Linked DNA regions of Mus musculus: region 2 is linked to region 1. A link is a loop called in an ENCODE intact Hi-C map of the cell type or tissue named here. Cell type or tissue: heart. All regions are shown on one strand. Each heading gives the region's core, and the rest is flanking DNA. Links, peaks and the distances in the headings are about the cores only.

Region 1 (2,816 bases), core at 229-2,728:
AATTTAATGCTTTAGGAATATTTTAAATGTCAGCACTGCTAAACCCTGGCCCAATCAGAGGCCTCTTCAGACAAGATCCCTGTCTCCAGCTAAGACCTTATGAGTCTTCTTCCTTAGAGTCAATACACAGTGAACTTTCCTGTCCCCTAGAAGATGAATCACATTCTTCTATCTTGTAGTGTTTTCTATAGTCCTTACAACTGCACAAAACCTGACTTATGTCTAAATTGTTCCCAACCCTAAAGGGGAGAGGAAATGACAGGCAGCAAGGCAATCCCAAATTTCTCTAATTCCCTGTCTGAGTAAGAATTCCACTGCACAAAATCTGCTAATCCTGATTGGCTCCCTAGTAAACCATAGTCACAGCCCCTACCTGGGCTCTCTCTGCAAACAAGAGGTAAAAACAAACAAAACAAAACAGCTTCACCTGGGTAGAGAGGGCTACTTCATGGTCAGACATCAAGCCACAGGTACCAAACGTGACCTTGTCCACACCTCTGCCTTCTTTGGCAGCAAACCCTTTCCATTTCCACTCTCCTCCTACTCAATGCAAAAAAATCACACAAAATACACATACACCACAGCAAAAACTAACATACAAGAATAAAGAAAAGTATGTGAATCTCAATTTTAACATAGATGTCAATGTTTATAGCCTCTCCAAGCTGGAAAGAGAATTGCCACAAACTCCAAAAAGAAGGCTTTGCTCCTTCAGAAAGAACAGAAGAGAAGCTGATGTGATATGACAGTTCCCTTTGAAAACACACTAAGATGATACAGTTGCAATCGTCATCCACAGCTATCCCCCTCATGTGTCACCTCACAAGAATTATAATTTGCTCTAGCGAACAGGCTCTCAATCAAAACAAGTTCCACCCACCTTCAAAGCAACCAATAGTTGCCCACCTACCACCCTTCCTAAAACAGCCAAACAGATCCATCCTGTGGCCCAGCGATCACCACAAGGCACATGGCTAATGAGGCAGTCTGCAGGTCTGCTCTGCAGGTCTTTAAGACAGACAAGCTCTACAAAATGCACTGGGCAAACCCAGGCTATAATCACACGGAAGAGAGGAAGAGGTGAAGGAAAGGGGTAGAGACATGGATAGAGACTCACAAAGCTTCACACTGTACATTTGCTTAATTCATCTCCTGGTAGACCCCATGCACAGCTCTGATTTTATGCTTCGCAATGCCACCTCTGCATGGCCAGCTGGCAGAATCAAAGGCTTTAGGCACATGCACTATGAATGGCAAGATGATTCATAAACATCTTCAGAAGGAGCTTGAGCAGCAAAGCCAATGTCTTCGAAAGGCCAGGGGAAGATCGCCTACCTGCAGGGGCTGAATGGATCATCCATGACTAACACGGGCTCTCGTGAGTCTAGCTGGATCCCTGCACCTCTACTTACTGCTAAAACTCTGCCCTTTTCTACTCTAAGTACTCAAAATGGAGGCCCATGCAGGCTGAGACCTCACAGAGCTCTCTCTCACTGAGCTTGTGCTATGACCTAAGCCTTCACGCAGAACGCTGAAACTTCCCTCACTCTGACAGGACTGAGCATGTGCTGTGACCCTCCCTCATCCACACACTGTCTCTCCACAACGCAATCAATCTCAACCCTGCTGTTTCCGTAAATAAAGACCAGCCAACAGACTCTGCAGCTTCTCCGAGCACACCAAGCTAGTGTGCAGGGAAGTGGGGCCTTAGAAAGGGGATTCCAGACAGCCAACACCAGGGAACTCCACAAGCCAAGCCAGAAGCGTCCGTCCTCAGGAGACAACAGCAAGTTTTCTTTTGTCTTTTCTATTTTTTAAGTAAGTCAGGTTTTTAAATAACCATGTTTTCAACAAAGAACAAGAACGAGGAAAACAGGTACAAATAACTGCACCTGAAATTAAGCGCAGAAACAGCAGCAGTGCTTAGGAGAAGCAACTAAACACATGTCTTTTTGAAAACGCACTTGACAAAAAGACCAAACAAGCAAGCTAGCCACATAGGTATGGCCACAATGGAGACAGCACTAATACAGCACACAAGGAATGCCATACTTCATGCAAAAAGAACCCCCAAATCTCCAAGTGATTAAATTACAGCATCCTCTAAGGTAATTAATATGAGCCCAGCCAGGTCTCCAAGAATGAACTGAAACAATAAAAACAGCAACAAGGTTCAGATCAAGGATGGGGGGGGGGGGGGGAAATAACCTCAGCAGCAGAGCACTAACCTAGCATGAACCATAATGGTTGGCTGACACTAACCCCCCCTCAGTTAAGTGAACGTGCATGCATATGCCCCTCCCCCCAAATGCCTAAAGACCATCCACTATAAACACCTCAGCATACTTGGAAAAACAAAACAAAACAAAAAAACAACTAACCAACCAACCAACCAACCAACCAAACAAACAAACAAAACATTTCAAGTGCCCTGATTCATTCTCGCACAACACTATCTATAAACCTAAATCTATTAAAACTCATTTTGAAAGATTTCTAAAGCCATGTAACAAGTCCATCTCACTACAGCAATACTGAGGACCAAAGTACTCAGTCACCCTGCCCACAGAGCAGCCAAGAGAGGCCCTGGTAAAACCCTGCAGAACAAGCCTGTCTACCCATCCAGCGTTCGCCTCCCACAAAGCACTGTTTATCATTATGAAATAGCAGGTACGCAGGTTACTCCCGCCTGCAAACTAAATGATCTTTACACCACTCAGTTATAACTTAAAGAAACATCACAAAATTCCCTCAAAACATAAAAGATTGGAAAAAAGGACAGGACCAACTGTTTCTCAGAAATGGAATGGAGTCAA
Region 2 (2,816 bases), core at 108-2,607, 100 kb before region 1:
AGAATATGCTAACTCATCTCTTAAATAAACAACCTAAAACCACACGTTGTCTTACAGAATGTCATATTTTTTTAAAGTTAAAAAAAAAAGGCATAATACCCATATACAATTTTGTAAGATATAAAACCCAACAAAATGTAATAGAAAAGTCAAGAGTTATTCCTGGTTTCCTTGACCACAGTTAGAATGGTTTGGTGCAGGGGACAGAGGTCAGGGCTAGGAGGCTGGCTTTAGGGCAGCCTGAGTTCCAACACAGGGCCGGACTCCCTTCCATTTCACACATTTGCTCTTTGTGCTGCAGCTGAGTTTAGGGCCTTCACATGCTAAGCATGTGCTCTACCACTAAGCTGTACCTTTAGACCATCTCCTTTCTAAAGAGAGTGGTTCTTCAGAGTTCCCTAACTTCAGACCCTGCAACTTCCGGTCTCCCCAGAGGCTGGAATAATAATTCTTTTAAATTATCTTTTTAAGGATCAAAGAGATGGCTCAGTATTTAAGAGCACAGGCTTTTCTTCCAGAAAACCTAAGTTCAGGTCCCAGCATCCACACACACCACTTAGCATCTCACAATTTTCTATCTAGGAGATCTGATACTGTCTTCTGGCCTCCATGGGCACTGCATGCATATAGTACAGACTTATATGCAAGCAGAACACACACACACACACAAAAAAAAAAAAAAGCAAAAACTCTAATTTCTACTTAGCGCTCACCCATACTAACCAGATCTAACAAGATACACAAAACCCTTTTCCTGTCTCAGCCATCATGCTTAAGACAATTAATTGTCTAATAATTAGCCCAGGATGTAACATTTGACTTTCCTATCAACAAACCACATGCCTTTATCTCTACTGTTCCACTTGGTAACTTTAATTATATCCCTAAAATTATGGCTACTGACAATGGTACGGAGTCTGTCTACAATAGAGACCTCTGCACTAAAGAGTCAGGCATGCATTTAAGGTTGGACAGGCAAACACATAGCTGCTCCAAGGCTGCAGTGAAATGTTTCATCAACTGGGTCGTCTGTCTGGAGAACGGCAAAATTGATGAGATACCTTCAGTGAGTTTTAGCCACTCACGAACAGCACTGTGAGCCATGCAAACAAACGGCACACACAGGCGATAAGGAACACCAGCTCAGGGGTCACAGCCAGAGTGTCCGTTTCATAGAAAATGACAGCACTATGTTCAGTAGAACATTAAAAATGAAGCTGCCTGGGTTCAATTCCCAGTGCCTACATGGCAGCTCATTACTGTCTGTTTTCACTCCAGTTCTAAGGGCACAACATCCTCTTCTGGCCTTCTTGGACACACAAAGGGTACAGGCATATATACAGGGAAAACATCTATACACATTAAAACAAGCAAACAAATATTCTCCAAACAACAACAAATCAGCCTGGAAAGGCAGGCACAATGGCATGCACCTATTGCCCCTGTTGCTTAAGAGGCTAAGGCAGGAGGTTTGCTTGACTCAGGACTTCAAAACCATACCAGACAACATAGGGAAGCTCCATTTCAGAAACAAAGCTCCTGACTGAGGTACCAAACCCTGTACTGTATATGAGGCGTGTGTGTGTGTGTGTGTGTGTGTGTGTGTGGCGGTGTATGCCTAGGCGGGAGCAGAAAGACTCAGACAGGGCTCCTGACACCTCCCACTTGGCCTTATCTGTCTGTATTAGTCCAGGCTTCCCAAGTCCCCTAACTGCTGCGGAAGGATAAACCAAAGCTCCCACTGACCTGAGGAAGACTCACCCAGTGTGGCCAGGGATCAGTGCAGGCAGATACCACTTTTATAGTAACGTGCAAAAGAACATAAAATATCCCACAAACGCATGCAGCTGGCTATTCTGAAGGATATGAACTGGAATGCAAAGTCAAGTCAAAGTTTTGCTTCCTATGAATATTTTCCCCAATCTTTCAGCTAGCTGAAAAAAAATTTGAGAGTGGTGGGGGTGGGGAATGTGTGTGTGTTACAAAGGATTCAAACAAATGTTCCCACTGAGCCGAACCCCAGTCCATTCAAAATGTTTTATTTTGAGACAGCCTACAGCTCAGGCTGGTCTAGAACTCACTCTGCATCCCAGACAGGCAGGGACGCTTCCAGCCGCCTTACCCTCCAGAGTGCAAGTATAACCAGGACCCGCTGGTTCACCCTTTTTTCAGGGTATCTTCTAACACACCCTACCTTCTCCTTTGTGCAAAGGAATTTACAGAAAAATATGTGTAAATGCAGATGCTTGCCCTAGGAGGTCAAGTCCCAGGTGGCTTTTAAGAGGAAAAGGGGCCCTGGAGAGAAAGCCTTCACTCCCACAGCAGAGATCACTTTAACACTAGGATGTCTCACTGAAGTTTAAGATTGGGATAAACACACTTCCTTCCACCAACTTCTAGACAGACCTCAGGCTCTGGCAACACCAGTAACCACCACCTTCCATCTTCCTCTACCCGCACACAACTTGACAGAAACCCATTAAACTGTTATGTCTTAATTTACTCTACTCACAAAATGAACTCTGCTCCCGAATAACACATATGTCCATAGGAGAAACTCAGCCCTTCCCAGCAGCAAAAGCAGGCATAGGCAAAGTGGTGTTTCCATTGTTAACACCGGCAAACTGCACAAGAAGCTGTGACAATAACTCTCAGTTCTGCTACATCAGAAGCAGGTGCTACAGGAACCAAAGAAAAGTTAAATGACTTCAGGTTCCCAGACACATTTGGTCATTGCCCTCATTTCCTGACAGAGAAGGAGCCTCAAAAGGGTGCACTCTTTTCTATGCTAATGACTCCCAAAGCCTAGTGGCGAC

Evidence for each region. Peaks named below come from ENCODE experiments on the same cell type or tissue, not always from the same donor. Only the 100,000 strongest peaks of a DNase experiment are listed, where the experiment ranks them.
Region 2: a loop joins it to region 1, with 2.6 times the contacts of the local background. A loop is called at or near these places in 3 of 42 quality-filtered maps.

The regions. Positions count from the first base shown.
Region 1 is chr4:150,487,095-150,489,910 of GRCm38, reverse strand. All of the region lies in intron 7 of Rere (arginine glutamic acid dipeptide (RE) repeats), which reads right to left. Among named protein-coding and RNA genes, the nearest start is that of Gm52709, 21 kb to the right of the region's middle. In heart, for the core only: no CTCF peak of the experiment used is centred there; DNase peaks (open chromatin) are centred at 980 and 1,610; H3K4me3 peaks cover 949 bases; H3K27ac peaks cover 1,379 bases.
Region 2 is chr4:150,591,122-150,593,937 of GRCm38, reverse strand. All of the region lies in intron 12 of Rere (arginine glutamic acid dipeptide (RE) repeats), which reads right to left. Among named protein-coding and RNA genes, the nearest start is that of Slc45a1, 60 kb to the left of the region's middle. In heart, for the core only: no CTCF peak of the experiment used is centred there; no DNase peak of the experiment used is centred there; H3K27ac peaks cover 293 bases.